Regions from separate parts of the Homo sapiens genome. Here region 1 is linked to region 2. A link is a contact called in ENCODE Hi-C or POLR2A ChIA-PET data. All regions are on one chromosome and are shown on one strand. Each heading gives the region's core, a stretch centred on a gene start or an enhancer-like site at or near the end of the contact. The rest is flanking DNA. Distances are from core to core; before and after follow the strand shown.

Evidence for each region. A loop is a pair of places that touch in the nucleus more often than their neighbours do. ChIA-PET counts read pairs that join two places held with the same protein, here RNA polymerase II (POLR2A). Pooled maps may share reads with other maps.
Region 1: a pooled map shows a loop between it and region 2 (4-fold over the local background). The contact joins the promoter of GBP4 here to the promoter of LRRC8B in region 2. A Hi-C loop is called at or near these places in 1 of 37 single-sample maps with no recorded cell type and 8 of 50 pooled maps. POLR2A ChIA-PET finds 5 or more read pairs at or near these places in 2 of 52 experiments (activated CD4-positive, alpha-beta memory T cell and activated CD8-positive, alpha-beta memory T cell).

What each region holds. Positions count from the first base shown.
Region 1 is chr1:89,197,360-89,205,132 of GRCh38, reverse strand. It overlaps GBP4 (guanylate binding protein 4), which reads left to right and starts at 6,191. Exons shown (of 11, transcript NM_052941.5): 1 at 6,191-6,338. The coding sequence starts at 6,299. LOC107985076 (a long non-coding RNA gene) reads right to left here and starts at 6,786. Exons shown (of 3, transcript XR_002958332.2): 1 at 6,725-6,786; 2 at 6,075-6,630. RefSeq lists a silencer at 6,093-6,387.
Region 2 is chr1:89,523,156-89,530,545 of GRCh38, reverse strand. It overlaps LRRC8B (leucine rich repeat containing 8 VRAC subunit B), which reads right to left and starts at 5,717. Exons shown (of 6, transcript NM_001369817.2): 1 at 5,524-5,717. RefSeq lists enhancers at 3,689-4,190, 4,191-4,692 and a silencer at 5,394-5,853.

The DNA.
Region 1 (7,773 bases), core at 4,942-7,441, 330 kb after region 2:
GAGCTGTACCTTGGCCCCTCTTAACCATGACCGGAGCTAAAGCAGCTGAGACACAGGGCACCATGTCCCAAGACTGTACAGAGCAGCTGGACCCTGGACCTGGCCCACAAAACCATTCTTCCCTCCTAGGTTTCTGGGCCTGGGATGAAAGGGGCTGCCATAAAATTCCCTGAAATGCCCTGGAGACATTTTCCCCATTGTCTTAGCTATTAACATTCAGCTTCTCTTTACTGATGCAAATTTCTGAAGCAGGCTTAAATTTCTCCTCAGAAAATGGGATTTTATTTTCTACCACATGGCTGGGCTGCAATTCTCCAAACTTTTATGCTCTGTTTCCCTTTTAAATATAAGTTCCAGTTTCAGATTATCTTTCTTCATGCATATGAAAGTACACTTTTAGAAACAGCCAGGTTACATCTTGAATGTCTTGCTGCTTAGAAATTTCTCCTGCCAGATACCCTAAATCATCTCTCTCAAATTCAAAGTTCTAGGGCAAGGGCAAAATGGCACCAGTCCCTTTGCTAAACCATAGCAAGAGTGACATTTACTCTAGTTCCCAATAAGTTCCTCCTCTCCATCTGAGACCACACAGCCTGGACTTCATTGTTTATATCACTATCAGCATTTTGGTCAAAACCATTCAACAAGTCTCTAGGAATATCCAAACTTTCCCACATCTTCCTGTCTTCTTCTGAGCCCTCCAAACTGTTCCAACCTCTGTGTTACCCTGTTCCAAAGTCACTTCTGCATTTTCAGGTATAGCAGTACCCCACTCTTGGTACCAATTTTCTGTATTTCCATTCTCACACTGCTATAAAGAATTACTTGAGACTAGGTAATTTATGAAGAAAAGAGATTTAATTGACTCATAGTTCCACAGGCTTAACAGGAAGCATGAATGGGAGGTCTCAGGAAACTTAAAATCATGGCAGAAGGCAAAGAGGAAGCAAGCACCTTCTTCACACGGTGGCAGGAGAGAGAGAGAGAGGAAAGGGGGAATTGCCACACACTTTTAAGCCATCAGATCTCATGATAACTCAATCACTATCATGAGAATAGCAAGGAGGATATCTGCCCCCATGATCCAATCACCTCCCACCAGGCCCCTCCTCCAATTCGACATTAGATTTGGACAGGGACACAAATCCAAACCATATCACTTATTATATATGTAAAAGAGTTTATTTTAGGAAGTTGATTCTGACGGGTTAGTTTTTTGCAAGTAATACAGTGAGAAAAATAGATCACCGTTCAATTCTTGCTTCAACCACTGACTATGAAATATGTAACCAATCATTTTGCCTATATCTTTACTGCCTTTATTTCATCTAGTAGAAGAGATCAAATACTTTAATTTATGGTTCTTTTAAGGATCAATGCATAATGTACATAAAGCATCTGCACCAGGCATTAATATAGAGAGGAATTCACTAGCTAGAATATTATTTTTAGAAGAATGAGACTTTAGACACCAATTATATCCTATTATCATCAATTTTACCAACAGTAATGGGCATACTGGAGAAAGAGCTCTATGATCTGTCAGTGCAATTCTACATACTTTTCCCTTGGAAGTTGATACAAAGGCTCCACAAGCAGGAAGCTGATATGCTCATGCCTTGACAACCATTAGAAATGACTTTGGAATCTTATCCACTGAGAGACTCTTCTGATTGCAGCTTACCATGGCCCCTGTTTGTCTAGTGGAAAACCAGAGAGAGCAGCTGATGGTTAATCTGACACAGTAAAGATTATTTACAAGATATTTCAGCCTGTGGTGATGGTGACTATTGTAAGGCTACAGTGTGTAGGGAAATCCTACCTGATGAATCATCTTGCAGCATAGAACCATAGTGAGTCTGGTCTTGAGACAGAGACCATTAGTTCGGAATCATAATAATGCACCTGATCACACCAACTCTAAGGTTATTATAAGAAAGAGACCAACTCTTCTCTATAAAATAATTTCCAATTCCTACAACCAAATTTATACCTGGGACTGCCTGTCCTATCTGCTGTCACTGTACTGTTGCTTTGTCTTCTTCCTTAGCAGGCTTCTGTGTGGGTTCTGCTATGAGGTCTGGAACCCAGGGTTCTGGATGTAGGACTCTCTCCAAGCAGAACCACACTGAGGGTCTGGGTTATGCAGGAAGGTTAAGGCAGAGTCATGAAGAAATCTTCTTTACTCTTGATTCTCAACATTTAATTGGCTACCTTGATTCAGCTTATCTGTAATATTTCTGCAAAATGTGAATATGAATCATGAAGAATGAGATTAAGTTCTGTTTCCCTGAACTTTTCTCCTTGGTAAGCTCAAATACTTTGGAATATTAAGATAAGATCTTATTTTAACACTGGGGTGAACAATAGAATTAATAAATATTTATTGAGCAGCTGAATTCCAGGGCTCTGTGCTAAATACTATAAAAGGGCAGTAAACAAGATAAAAGCCTAAAGCCTCATTAGGGAGACCACACATACAGTGTGATCAGAACAGGGTGCCATAGATGCAGAGAAGTAGGGATCTAGTTCAGTTGTATAAACCAAATAAAGTCTCTTGGAGGAAATAACATCTGGACCGTAACTAGTGGAATCACCGGGAGCTATCAGTTAAAGCACACGAGAGTGATCGATTTGGAAACATAAGCCTCGGAAAACAGGGTTTCAGTGAAGTTATGTATTTAAATAATCTCCATAAAAGCTTCAGCTACATCAGGATCATCATAAAGGTTTTGTTCCAACTCCAAGGGCTTTGGAGATTAACTCTTCACTGACTTCTCTGAAAGCATGAACTTAACCTATGTAAAATAGTGTAAATAAGATAATTTTAGGTATTCGATCTTCACAGTATTAAGGGCAATGTGTGATTTCTCCTAATTTTACATTACTCTGAGTCTAAATCAAAACTAACAACAGATCTTTGGCATTATTGCAAATGAAAGAAGGAAAAAGAGGAAAAGAGAAAAGGAAAGAGGGAAAAGAGAGAAAAGAGTGTTTTTCAGAAAAAAAAATCTTATGTATAGCTCTGTCTTCATGGATAAGCAAATTATGCAGTCATGTAGTACCATAGCCTCAGAAAAGTCAATGCTTGATTTGAAATTATTATATTGAATTTCTTGATGATTTTTTTAACGACGAGCCCCACATTTTCATTTGAATGCTTTAGTTCATCTTTCTAATATACTCTCTTTTGTTTAATTTCAAAGAAAATGTGTTGTTCCTGGGTACTACTGAGTAGATTGGCTTTGATCAGTAATTAAATAGTAATGTGAAGCGTTATAGAATCATTTTTAAAAGTGTGAAATGCCCCTTGTGGTTAGAACTCAGAGAAGTCATAAATCCCCATCCCCCAATACTTGATACCATTTTTGTTTCAGTTACATGACACTAAAAAAATCCTGGATTAAATTGTGTCAAAAATTCAATAGCAAGTAGCTGCAAATAGTCATGTAATGTGTTCTTAGCCTATGGACGCTGCTCCTTTGAAGCCAGAGTTCATTCCAAGTTGAATATGGTGAGGCTCTGTGACTGGCCTTGAAGTTAGACCAAGTGGCAAAATCCTCTATGGAGTGTGAAAAGCAGGGCTCTTCAACTGGAACACTGCACAGATGGCATAGGCCTGGAGGCTTGTCTGATTTTATTCATTCTTACTGTGGTCTGAATGTTTGCACCTCCCCATCACCCCAAAGTATATTGACACCTAATCACCAATGTTGACACCTAATCACCAGTGTGATAGTATTAGACAGTGGGTCATTTAGGAAGTGAGAATGAACTTAGGTCATGAGAATGAAACTGGTGAGACTAGTGCCCTTATAAATGAGACTCCAGAGACCTGCCTTGCCCTTCACCATGTGAGTACACATCAAGGGGCCACCAACCATGAACCAGGAAGCATACCCTTATCAGACCCCCAATCTACCCATGCCTCGATCGTGTGTTTCTCAGCCTTCAAGAATGTGAGAAGTAAATTTCTGTTGTGTATAACTTACCCAATTTACTTATTTTTTATAGACGCCCAAACAGACAAAGACACTTCTTCATGCTTATTTTTTGAGCCAATCACCTCTGTTAAACAACAATGGTGTTATTATTACTTCTACATCCTTTATGCCAGTTGATAAGAATTTGGTGTTGACACAGAACAGGGTACCTCTTCTTCAGGAGATCATTCCAGATTGGGCCATTCATATGCTTATCACTACCTCCAGAATGTCAATTTGTAAAAACACAGACACACACACGACAGTGACTATTCTGAACTATATTAAAGTAAGTACACACAGATAACATTATCACTTGCCCTGTATGATCTACTAACGTCATAACTTTCTGTCTCCTTGCCTTGCTCAGTGAGATTAAAAACATCTGCAACTCATTTCCTCCAGTTTCCTTCCAAAATCAGTGAGCCAGTAAAACACCCTCATTTCAAAAAACTGTTTTATTTGATACATCTTGTAAATGAATTACAAGTTAACCACAAAATACAAAAACATATAGACATTGCACTTTAAATATTCAAAAAATGTATAAATAAGAAGCTCAAAATCTGATATGGAAAAATATTCAAAAAATGTTCAGAGTCTTTTTATCAAAATAAAAGTTATTTCCTTTTTATGAGTATGTGTGTGCATATCTGTGATTATAAAAAAAGTCTTTAAAAATTCATATAATTCAGAAAGACATTTTAAAAAAATCACCTGAGCTAGAAGTACTAATTTTAAGGAGGTAGTGGTTGGGGGAACACTTATAGACTTTTATCTGTGTAACACAGACATATTGCTATGTATATTTTCTATGTGCATAGACATATTGCTATGTGCAATCATTATACATACAACTGTGAATTAACAATTTTTTTTGAGACAGTATCTCACTCTGTTGCCCAGGTTGGAGTGCAGTGGGACCACCATGGCTCATTGCAGCCTTGACCTCCTGGGCTCAGGTCATCCTCCCACCTCAGACTCCCAGGTAACTAGGACTATTATAACAGGCACATGCCATTATGCCCAGCTAATTTATTATTATTATTATTTGTAGAGATGGGGTTTCCCCATATTGCCCAGGCTGGTTTCCAATTCCTGGACTCAAGTGATCTGCCCACCTTGGCCTCCCAAAATGGTTGGATTGCAGGAGTGAGCCACCACACCCAGCCTAAATTTCTTCTTGATTAACATTTCCATGATTATCTGAAGTCAGTAACATTGGATTATCTGGAAAGGGGTGCCACTGGTGAAATTCAGGTGTTTCAAACACATTTACCTGGATTCAGTCATCCCTGTACTTTTTCTTCTTCTTCTTTTTTTTTTTTTTTAAGAGAGAGGGACTTCCTGACATTAAAAAATGGTAAGAGAAAAAAGCACCTGATTTCTTATTACTGGTCCTATTTAAAACTTGACTTAGCTTTATTTTCACTTTCAATATTGCTTATAGGAAATAAATGTTAAGTTTTGAATCAAAATCGGCACCAGTAATTTTACCTGATTAAGTGCCTAAAATTTTGTACTTATTAATTTGCAAATGTTTAATCAGACATTACTAAACAAATAGGAAGATCTAAGGGATAGGCACAAATGGGGAATCATTACCCATTTATTTCAGATAGATTTCCCAAACTCTGTTAACAAACTGGCTAGTCATTTTAGGAACTGAGTCCATTTTTCTGGTAGCCTGGGTAAGACTCCTAATTATAAATTATGCTTTTTATGGTCCAATCATCCTCCTGTCCTCCAAAAGATCCAGTTTCAATGAGATGTTTGTGTTTTGAAAGAGAAGTATTTACTTGCCACCACCGCACCTCTGGGCAACAACGTTAGAGGATACATAGATATCCATAGACACACACACAAACACACACATATTTTATGGTTAATGAAAAAATAAAGAAAAGAGATGAGAAACAGAAACATATAAGCATGTAAAAAAAAATAAAAGCAAACAAAAACTCAAATTTCTTCCCTGACAAAATTACCCCTGAGAGACAGGTAGATGAAACAACATTCATGTCTGCTGCTCTATATTCATTTTGGAGGCGAAAGATACCTAAGCTAAGGGTGGAAGAGGGACAAACAAACCTGAGTTTCAGGAGTCTGGTGTGGAGGAACCAGCACTTTCAAGCTCCTTTAGTTTCCTGTCTTGATAAACAGGAAAATCCCCAACAGTCAACTCCCCACAAAGTGCATGTCCTTTCAATTTCGGTTCTCACAGACTCTTACTTGGATGTCTGTAAATCCGGCTGGACTTTCAGCTTCTAAGAACAGTCCGTTTCTCGAGGATCCAGGCGCAGGAGGACAGAGCAATGGGTGAGAGAACTCTTCACGCTGCAGTGCCCACACCAGGTAAGTTTGCTCTTAAGCTTTACCTTTCAAGTATATTTGGGTTATAACAAACAACAACAAATTCCCAAGCGCAGACTGCACACGGGGAGGGTTGGAGACTTCACACTGGCGGGTGACAAAGGCAGTGGAGGAACCTCGCGGGGAAGTCTGATGCTGCTTGAACCCCTGAGTGCTTTGCTCCGTGTGGCCCAGCGTCTCTAGACGGTCCACAGGCGGCGACCAGAGGCGCACCGGTGTCTCCAGGATGCGCTGCTCCTCCTCGGGCTTCCTCCCAGAGCTGTGGCATTTTCTCCTGCGAAATACCATCATCTAGTATACATATACACATTTTTTGCTTGTTTGTTTTATTAATTTTCTGTCCCCCACTAGAATATGTGATACCCTACCTTGTTTTAACCTGAGTTGACTCTCCCTTAGCTGAAAGAGCCAGACAGTCTGCATCTCGGCTCCTTCACTTGCAGCCCCTTACCCACCCGCTTCCTCAGGGACTTAACTTGTGCAAGCTGACTCCCAGCACATCCAAGAATGCAATTAACTGATAAGGTACTGTGGCAAGCCATACCCGCAGTTCCCAGGAATTCGCCCGGTTAACAGCACCCAGAGCCCCCCGCGTTTGTGTCTGGTTGATAAAGCCCAAAGCCCCGCTTCTATCACCTTGTGATAGAATTAAAGCCCCTGCACCTAGTACTGTTTACTTTCCTGTAACCATTTATCCTTTTAACTTTTTGCCTACTTTACTTCTGTAGGATTGTTTTAACTAGACCCCTCCCCCCAACCTCTCCTTTCTAAACCAAAGTATAGAAGAAAATCTAGCCCCTTCTTCGGGCCGAGAGAATTTTGAGCACTAGCCGTCTCTCGGTCGCCGGCTAATAAAGGACTCCTGAATTCGTCTCAGAGTGTGGCGTTTCTCTGTAACTCGCTGGGTTACAACAAATAGAGCTCCAAGAGGCAGAAGTTTGTATCAATTATGTTCCTTGCTTGTTGCTGAGAATCTAGAACGGTGTTAATTAGCACATGGTAGGTACGCAATACTCTTTATTAAATTAATGAGAGAGCAAATTCTTCTGGAATGCCTGGAGCCTTTTCTAACCACTCCTCATCTCCTTTTTGTAACATCCTGCCCCTATTTATTCCAGGAGTGGAATTATTCTGCCATCAGTGCCTTGATTTTCTAATTCTGTTTATTTTATGCATCACCTTGACAAGGCATTTTTAGCGTTCTTGTAAGAATCATAAATAATGTACATAACAGATCTGTACTAGTCTTTGACATGCTAAACTAAATATTTTTCCATTTGAAATGTACAAATTTTATATACATAGAAATTTTATATACCATTAAACGTAGAAATATATTTATATACCATTAAAATGTAGAAATTTTATATACCATTCCACAAGCAAAAAGCTAATATGTATGTGCCTTAGGTAGCCC
Region 2 (7,390 bases), core at 4,468-6,967:
ACTTTACAGTGCCCTGTCTCAGATGCATCTGCTTGTTGTATCAAGACAGCATCTGTATTTAAAGTTTGCTAATATAGCCCAAATAAACTGTAAAAGAATTAGATTATTCCTGAGTGTCATATTGAGAAGTTATATTATTATATACTCTTATTTATTTATTTATTATTTATTTATTTATTTATTTTTGGAGACAGAGTCTTGCTCTGTCGCCCAGGCTGGAGTGCAGTGGCACAATCTCGGCTCACTGCAAGCTCCGCCTCCCGGGTTCACGCCATTCTCCTGCCTCAGCCTCCCGAGTAGCTGGGACTATAGGCGCCCACCACTATGCCCGGCTAATTTTTTTTTTTTTTTGTATTTTTTGTAGAGACGGGGTTTCACCATGTTAGCCAGGATGGTCTCGAACTCCTGACCTCAGGTGATCCACCCACCTCAGCCTCCCAAAGTGCTGGGATTACAGGTGTGAGCCACCATGCCCGACCCATGTCTCCTTTATAACAACCTCACAGTGACAACTTCTCATCTGTTTGCAGTGAGTGAGTGATTCACCTGTCCTCCCCAGTATGGTCCCAGATCTCCACGAGGGTGGGGAACATGTGCATTTTTGCTCATCATCATTGCATCCCCAGAATATAGTACAGTGCCTGGCACAAACTATATGCTTAATAGCTACTGAAAAAAAAAATACTGTGAAATAAATTAAATGGTGGTAAGGTTTAGCTTCTGAGAGTGGGTCAGCCAAAAATAATTCAAGGCTGAGGAAGGTTAAGGCTTAACCATTCTGTATCATTAACCATTCCATATTTTGTTATTTTATAACAAAATATATAGAAAAAATTTTGCTGTCACTTGGGTGATAAACTGATTTTAGAGATAATTTTATAACTTTCTAAAAAATAGAATAAGTACTGATTTTTGAAAAGGCTCACACAAGTTAGGCCAAATTAAAAAAGAAAAGCTACCACTTTACTGAGGACAGTATTAAGCACTTTATATACTTTTTTTCTTTCAATTCTAATGGTCAGTTATTATCCAGTTTACAGGTAAAAAAACAGAGAGAGAGAGAGAGACTATGGTTGCATACTGAGGGAGGATTTGTGTCCAGATCTATTTGATTTCACATGCCATGTTTTTAGGCTAAGAATAAATGCTGACATTGAGTAATAACGTCTTGCTCCCTGACACTCAAAAACCTCATCTCCTCCCATGACAAGGTACAACACAGCAGTCTCGTAACACCAAGTGGGGTAAATGCCCAAGTATTTAAAATATTAATAGGATTTGGGGGCCAGTGATGTTGTAGCAGGGAAACTAGACAATTAAAGGAAAAGAAGTAAGGAGGAATATAAACAGGATTTACTGAAAGCATGTTTTACGCCAGATACTATATTAGATATGTTAATGTATAACATTTATTTTAATCCTAAGACTCCTGTGAGAAAGACAATACTAGTCAAGAAAAAAGAGATTTAGGATAGCTATGGTGTTTGGATACCTCCAAAATTCCCCACTTTTTTCTAAGGATTTGAGTCTCCCACTTTTTTTTATTTAGCTAGGAATAAGACTGTCTGGAATAAGGATAGTATTTCCCAGTCTCTATTCCAGCTACCTGAGGTCATGTTACTAAGTTCTAGGCAATGACATATAACAAGAAGTATATGACAGCATCCAGGAATTTTCCTTCAGAGACCATGGGCTCTTGCCTTTCCCCTCCTTCCTTTTTCCTTCTTTCCTCCTTTCTGCTACTTGGAACTTGGGGGTGATGGCTGAAGCTCCATCTTGGGATCATGAAGCTGAGGGCCTCATCTTATATATGGTAGATAATCCAAAAAGTAGAATCAGCCTAGTTCTCAGAAGACTGTAGAACCATCATACCAGCCATAGAATGCCTCTCTGCAAGTTTGTTTAATGTGAAAGAGAAACAAGCATCATTTTGAATAAGCCATTGTTCTTTGCAGTCTCTGTAGCTGGCAACTAATTTTAACTAATCCACAACTCATCCAAAGTGATGGCACAGAGTTCAGAATCAGGCCTGTCAGTCTATGAAGTTTGTTCTCTTAGGTAAAACCTTGAAGAACTCTTGCTTGTAATTTGCAAGAGATTTTGAAAAGAGAAAAGTTTCAAAATGCTGAAAAGGAATTTGACAGAAGAAAATAAGGAAAGTTTGAATATGCTCTTAAATCTGCTACCTGAGAAGAAATCAAAAGGAATATGCTACTCAACAATAAAGAATGTGGTCTCCATGAGAGATGAGCAGAGGAAGATCTCAGTCACCTGCATGGAGCTGGATACGGAAGAGAAATAGAAGCTGTGCAGCTGGCAGCGTCTGTGAAATATGCTGTGCTTGTTAGCTGAAGAATAGGCATTGCAGAATGGAGCCCTGGAAATGGTCACAGGATGACAGATGAGAAGAAAGAATTTAAAGGGATTCTGAAATTTAAAAAAAGCAAGAGATGAAGTTTAAATATATACAGTCTAGAAAGAAACAAGCAGAATCACATGACCCATATCAAAAGCAGCAAAAAGGTCAGAAAGGCAAAAAGGAAAGGTCAAGGTTGAAGCCCTGACAACTCATTTTTATTCATTTCCTTTACTCAGGTTCACAGCAGCACTGAAGGAGTAAATGTAAATTGTGTGGCAATTGAGTAGAATCCTAAAGGAAAGGCAGTCATAGAACAGGGAGTTTATTGTTACCCTTTGTTCAATTTCTAAATGAACCACAGTGATAAGAACTTAGGAGAGAGATCAGTGATTGGAGCTAGGCCTAATTTTACTTAAGATCAACCTTAATGATCAGAAAAAGAAAAATAGGTTATTATGTCTGCCAAAGGCATTATTTTAAACACCAGAGAAATTAAGTCATAATAAAGGCATGTAGGAAGTTTAGAAAATACAGATGGGGAATAAAATGAAAGTAGGCAATAGCAATAAAAGGCAGCAATATGAAAACAGATATGACACAAATTAGAAGGTATTTTACAAATGGTTAAATAAATTCTACACTATAACTGGGTCTCCCAAATTCCTCTTGAATGGTCACAGGTCTGAACTGTTTGCTGATGTACCCAGTGCTCTGGGAGTCAGGATAGCAGTGGAGAACCTGCTCCATGCAAGGCAATGCAAATCATGCCACCAAGTGTGTAATAACATGACAGAATCAGAATGCATTCATTTCTAATAATATCAGGGTGTGGTAGAAGGATGCTGGGAAGGAGAAATAAGAGTAAAATTAGAGAATTCAACTTTAGAGACACCAAATGAAAATCCGGGATTGGGTTAAACAGGCTATGAATAGTAAAAAGTCCAGAAAACATAAAATACTCAGGTACTATTAGAAGAATTTGAAAACTAAAATACAAAAACAAAAACCCTTGTTTATAAGAAAAACATTGGCTAAAACAAGGATGTTCTAAATTGTAAAATATTTTTCCCCTTAAACTTCAGAAAACAACAAAAAATAACAAATTTCAGGCCACTACAGGAAAATACATGGATTAGTCTAAAAAACTTGGAAGGCTTAGTATCCTTTAAGTTTTATTAAGCCCCTTTTCATTTTACTTACTGTTGGTGTTTTCACTCTGAGGATTCTGAAAATTAAAATAGCAATGGGAAATGGTGATAGTGGTAGAGAAGAGGTTTAAAAAAGCAAATCTCAACTAGTCAAATGAAATCATTCAAAATGTGAAAAGATTCATAATAGGCTGAACATGTTGGAACACCTTACCAATTGAGGAAAAAGAGAACACATTTCAAAGAATGGTAAACTTAATTCCGACATGCAGATTTAAAAATGTTGTTGGGGATACTAAGTATAAGGAAAGTGCCATGACCCAAGGGTGCACTCAATGACAACATCACCCCCATTCAAGAGACCTCTTTTTAGCTTACAGAAATATCAGACATGTTAGGGCTTATATTCTAAAATTACACAGGCCCAATTACCTTGGGGGTTGGCTGTCACTTTATATTCTCTGAGTAGAGCTGCTGACAAGGAAAGCCAGGAGAAAAAGAAAGTCACCTCGGCACCCACAATTCAGAGAGCATTTGGGGTCACACCTGTAATCCCAGCACTTTGGGAGGCCGAGGTGGGTGGGTCACTTGAGGTCAGGAGTTTCAGACCAGCCTGGCCAACATGGTGAAACCCCGCCACCACTAAAAATATAAAAATTAGCTGGGCGTGGTGGCGGGCCCCTGTAGTCCCCGCTACTCGGGAGGCTGAGGCAGGAGAATCACTTGAACCCAGGAGGTGGAGGTTGCAGTGAGCCGAGATCGCACTACTGCACTCCAGCCTGGGCGACAGAGTGAGACTCCGTCTCAAAACAAAACAAAGAAACAAAACAAAGAGCATTTGGGGTTCTCAGGAGGTGTAGCCTGTACACATAGAGGGTACTGGAATTGTTTAAAAAATTACACTGCAGTTTGACTTCTTTTCCATCCTCACTCCTACACCTAGGTTTAGGGGACAGAACCATCTGATAAAGATAAATCTGTTTTAAGATTTCTGGGGTGTTCTGCAAAGACTACTATATCATTTGCAAATAGGTTGTCTTTTAATAAAAATCATGCTACGTAATGTCTTCTTAATATACGCTGAACAAATTGCCTGTTTTAATTTGGCTATATATCTACAATTTAAAATGTTCATACTGTTATCTTTTACCAGTGGAGTGTTTTTTTGTTTGTTTGTTTGAAGTCTTTAGGCGAAGTGAATTTATTCAAGGAAGTTCACATGTCGGTTTTGTTCTTTTAGAGGGGTGTCTTTTTGACCACAAAGAAAAAAAAAGTTTTCCACAAATGTCATCTAACTAAAGGCAATCTATGGACTTTAGGAAGTCAGTTGAGCACACAGATTAATGAGCCAATACTGAGCCTCCTCCCTTCTGACCTCTCAGCACCTGCTCAACTAAGCTCAGGGGAAACTCTTGAGTCTTCTTCTTAAATTGGTAACGCTTGCCCTTTCTTTCTCAAACAAATCAACGCCCAACACCACCACCAAATTATAGGCAACCAACGCGTATCCAACAGCATAAAATAGTTCCCAAGAGCATAAAATAGTTCCCAACAGCGCCAGCGCAGGGGGCAAAACAGAGCGACCAAATGGGGGCACCCTCAGGGGAGTTGCGCTCATCTGGAGCGAGACGCCAGCCTGGGAAAGCGGAACCCCTTTCCCGCCCCGCCCCGAGGACTCACGCTCAGGTGCAACGCCGAGACTCCCGGGGGAAAGAGAGGTGACCGTCTCGGCGCGACCGCCCACACCTCTTGCTCCAAATGACCCCAGCACACAGGAGAGGTCCTCTCAGCGTGGGACTCCGTCTCTCCCGAAGGCAGGGAGCACAACGAAGCGGCCACTCGTCTCTGCAGCCGCGCTACCGGCCCGCAGCCTGGCTCGCAGGTGAGGCGTGAACAGGTAACCGCACCTGTTCGGCCAGCCCCACCTGCTGCGTCCCCGTATCCGGTCCTCCTCCTCCACCACCTCGGTCGGCGCGGCTCGCCCTCCTGGAACCGGGGTGTCACGCTCCGACCTACCTGCGCGACTCCAGCCCCGGACGCCCGCGCTCCCCGCGGCGTGCTCCTGGGCCGCTCCGGGCGGGCAGGCTGCGGCCCCGCGCCCGCACTTTCCCGGCTGCCGGAGGCTGCGGGCTCAGCGGGAAGCCCCGGCGCTGTCCGGCTCGCCGCCTCCGACCGGCTCCATTGTGACGCGACGCGTTCCGCTGGCCAATGGGCGCTCGGCGGCGCGAACCGCTGACTAAGTTCGCGGGTGGAGGAGGAGGGGACGGGGCGGAGGCAGGGCGCGGAGGCGGCTACCACGGTGGTGGCGGTAGCAGTGGCGGAGGAGGAGGAGGAGGAGGAAGAGGAGGAAGAGGCTGCAGTCGCTTCGGTAGCTGCTCCTGCTGTGAATTTTTCAGCTGCCTGGGCCTGAGTGTTTGCCCAGCTCTGGGGCTGCGGGAGCCAGTGACTCACCTATCACTGCTGGAAACAAAGCGCAGCTGCCATCTCCCCGAGCGCGCCATGTGGCCATCGCTGCCCCCTCGCCCAGCCTGGGGTCCGCAGGAGGTAGCGCACAGCCATACGCCCCGCGGAGCAGCTGGAAAGAGCGGGGACTGCTTTCCAGAAGCGGGAGGGAAATGGGCTTCGGCGTGTCCCCCAGGCGCGCCACACCGGTGACTTCGGCACTACACCGCGTGTGTCGGGCCCCAGCCTTCTCACGTGTGCGTCCCTGAGTAACTTGGCATTTATATAACGCGTGTTGGGCCCTGAGGGAAAGGTCGGGTGCAGCACGCGGGAACCTCCTCTTCGAAAAGGAAGTCCCCTTACTTTTCTTTACCCTGCTTAGAAAGATTGCAGGGCCCAGCCTCTGTGAGGGAGGGTTTACAGTTGTACCAACTAAGCGGCTTAAGTTCGATTCTGGCCTTCCAATACCATTGGCTTCTCTCAAATGTCGTTATCCTCAGGATAGGGAGGGGACCACATGGCCGAGGGGCGGTCCCTATACTCATAACCTGCCTTTCACTGCGATTCAACTGCAGAGACACCTCAACTACTGCCCGCTTGCTTCTCTCCCAAGTGGCACTGCATTTGAAGGCCAACAATATTCCTTACGAAACAGAATTAATCCAAACCCACAAATTCTAGGGACATAAATATTTTTATCATCCTCATCCATTTCCCCACTCTCACCCTTACCCCAGTTTTAACTCAGTCTCTGCCCTGGCTATTATCTTGAGCACACTGATTCAATTAGGCAAGATTTATGTCTTTTAGTTGCTATGGTGGTCACATCTCCATTTAAAAAAAGAAAGAAAAAACAAGTTTGTACCGGCATCTCCCAAAGGAATAAAATGAAGACGAACAGACTCAGCATTTGGGGCATCTGAGCAGTTTGTGTAAATGGGAGTATAGCAAATGCCCTATCGAGTTAATATGAGACAAGAGTTGTGTCTCAGACTGTTCAGATGAGGACTACAATTTGAGTCACCCTGAAAGGGAAAAAGAAGGCTGTCTTTGTGTCACTGATCTGTTCTTTTCTTGTTCACTCAGTCCATTCTGGAACTGCAGATATCTTTTTTCTGAGTCTTGAAGGAAAAGCTGAAAGAACATTTCTTCACTTGGTCATTCGATAAATTTTTATTGAGTTTATATGTGTGAGACACTGGGTATGCACAGATCTACAAGTCTAATTTAAATTTAGGTTTGATCCTTACAGGAGTATCTGAAATTCTCTCAGGGACTTTCTGATTAATTATTTTTGGTAGAAGAAAATTCTAAAAGACTCTGTCACTACTTTCACAGCCAGATTTACCCAAGTCTAAAATAGTGATTAAAAATTCCATCATGGATTTTAAGCACCAAAAAAATGACAGGCAGGTCTCAATCGTTTTAGAGGTTTATTTTG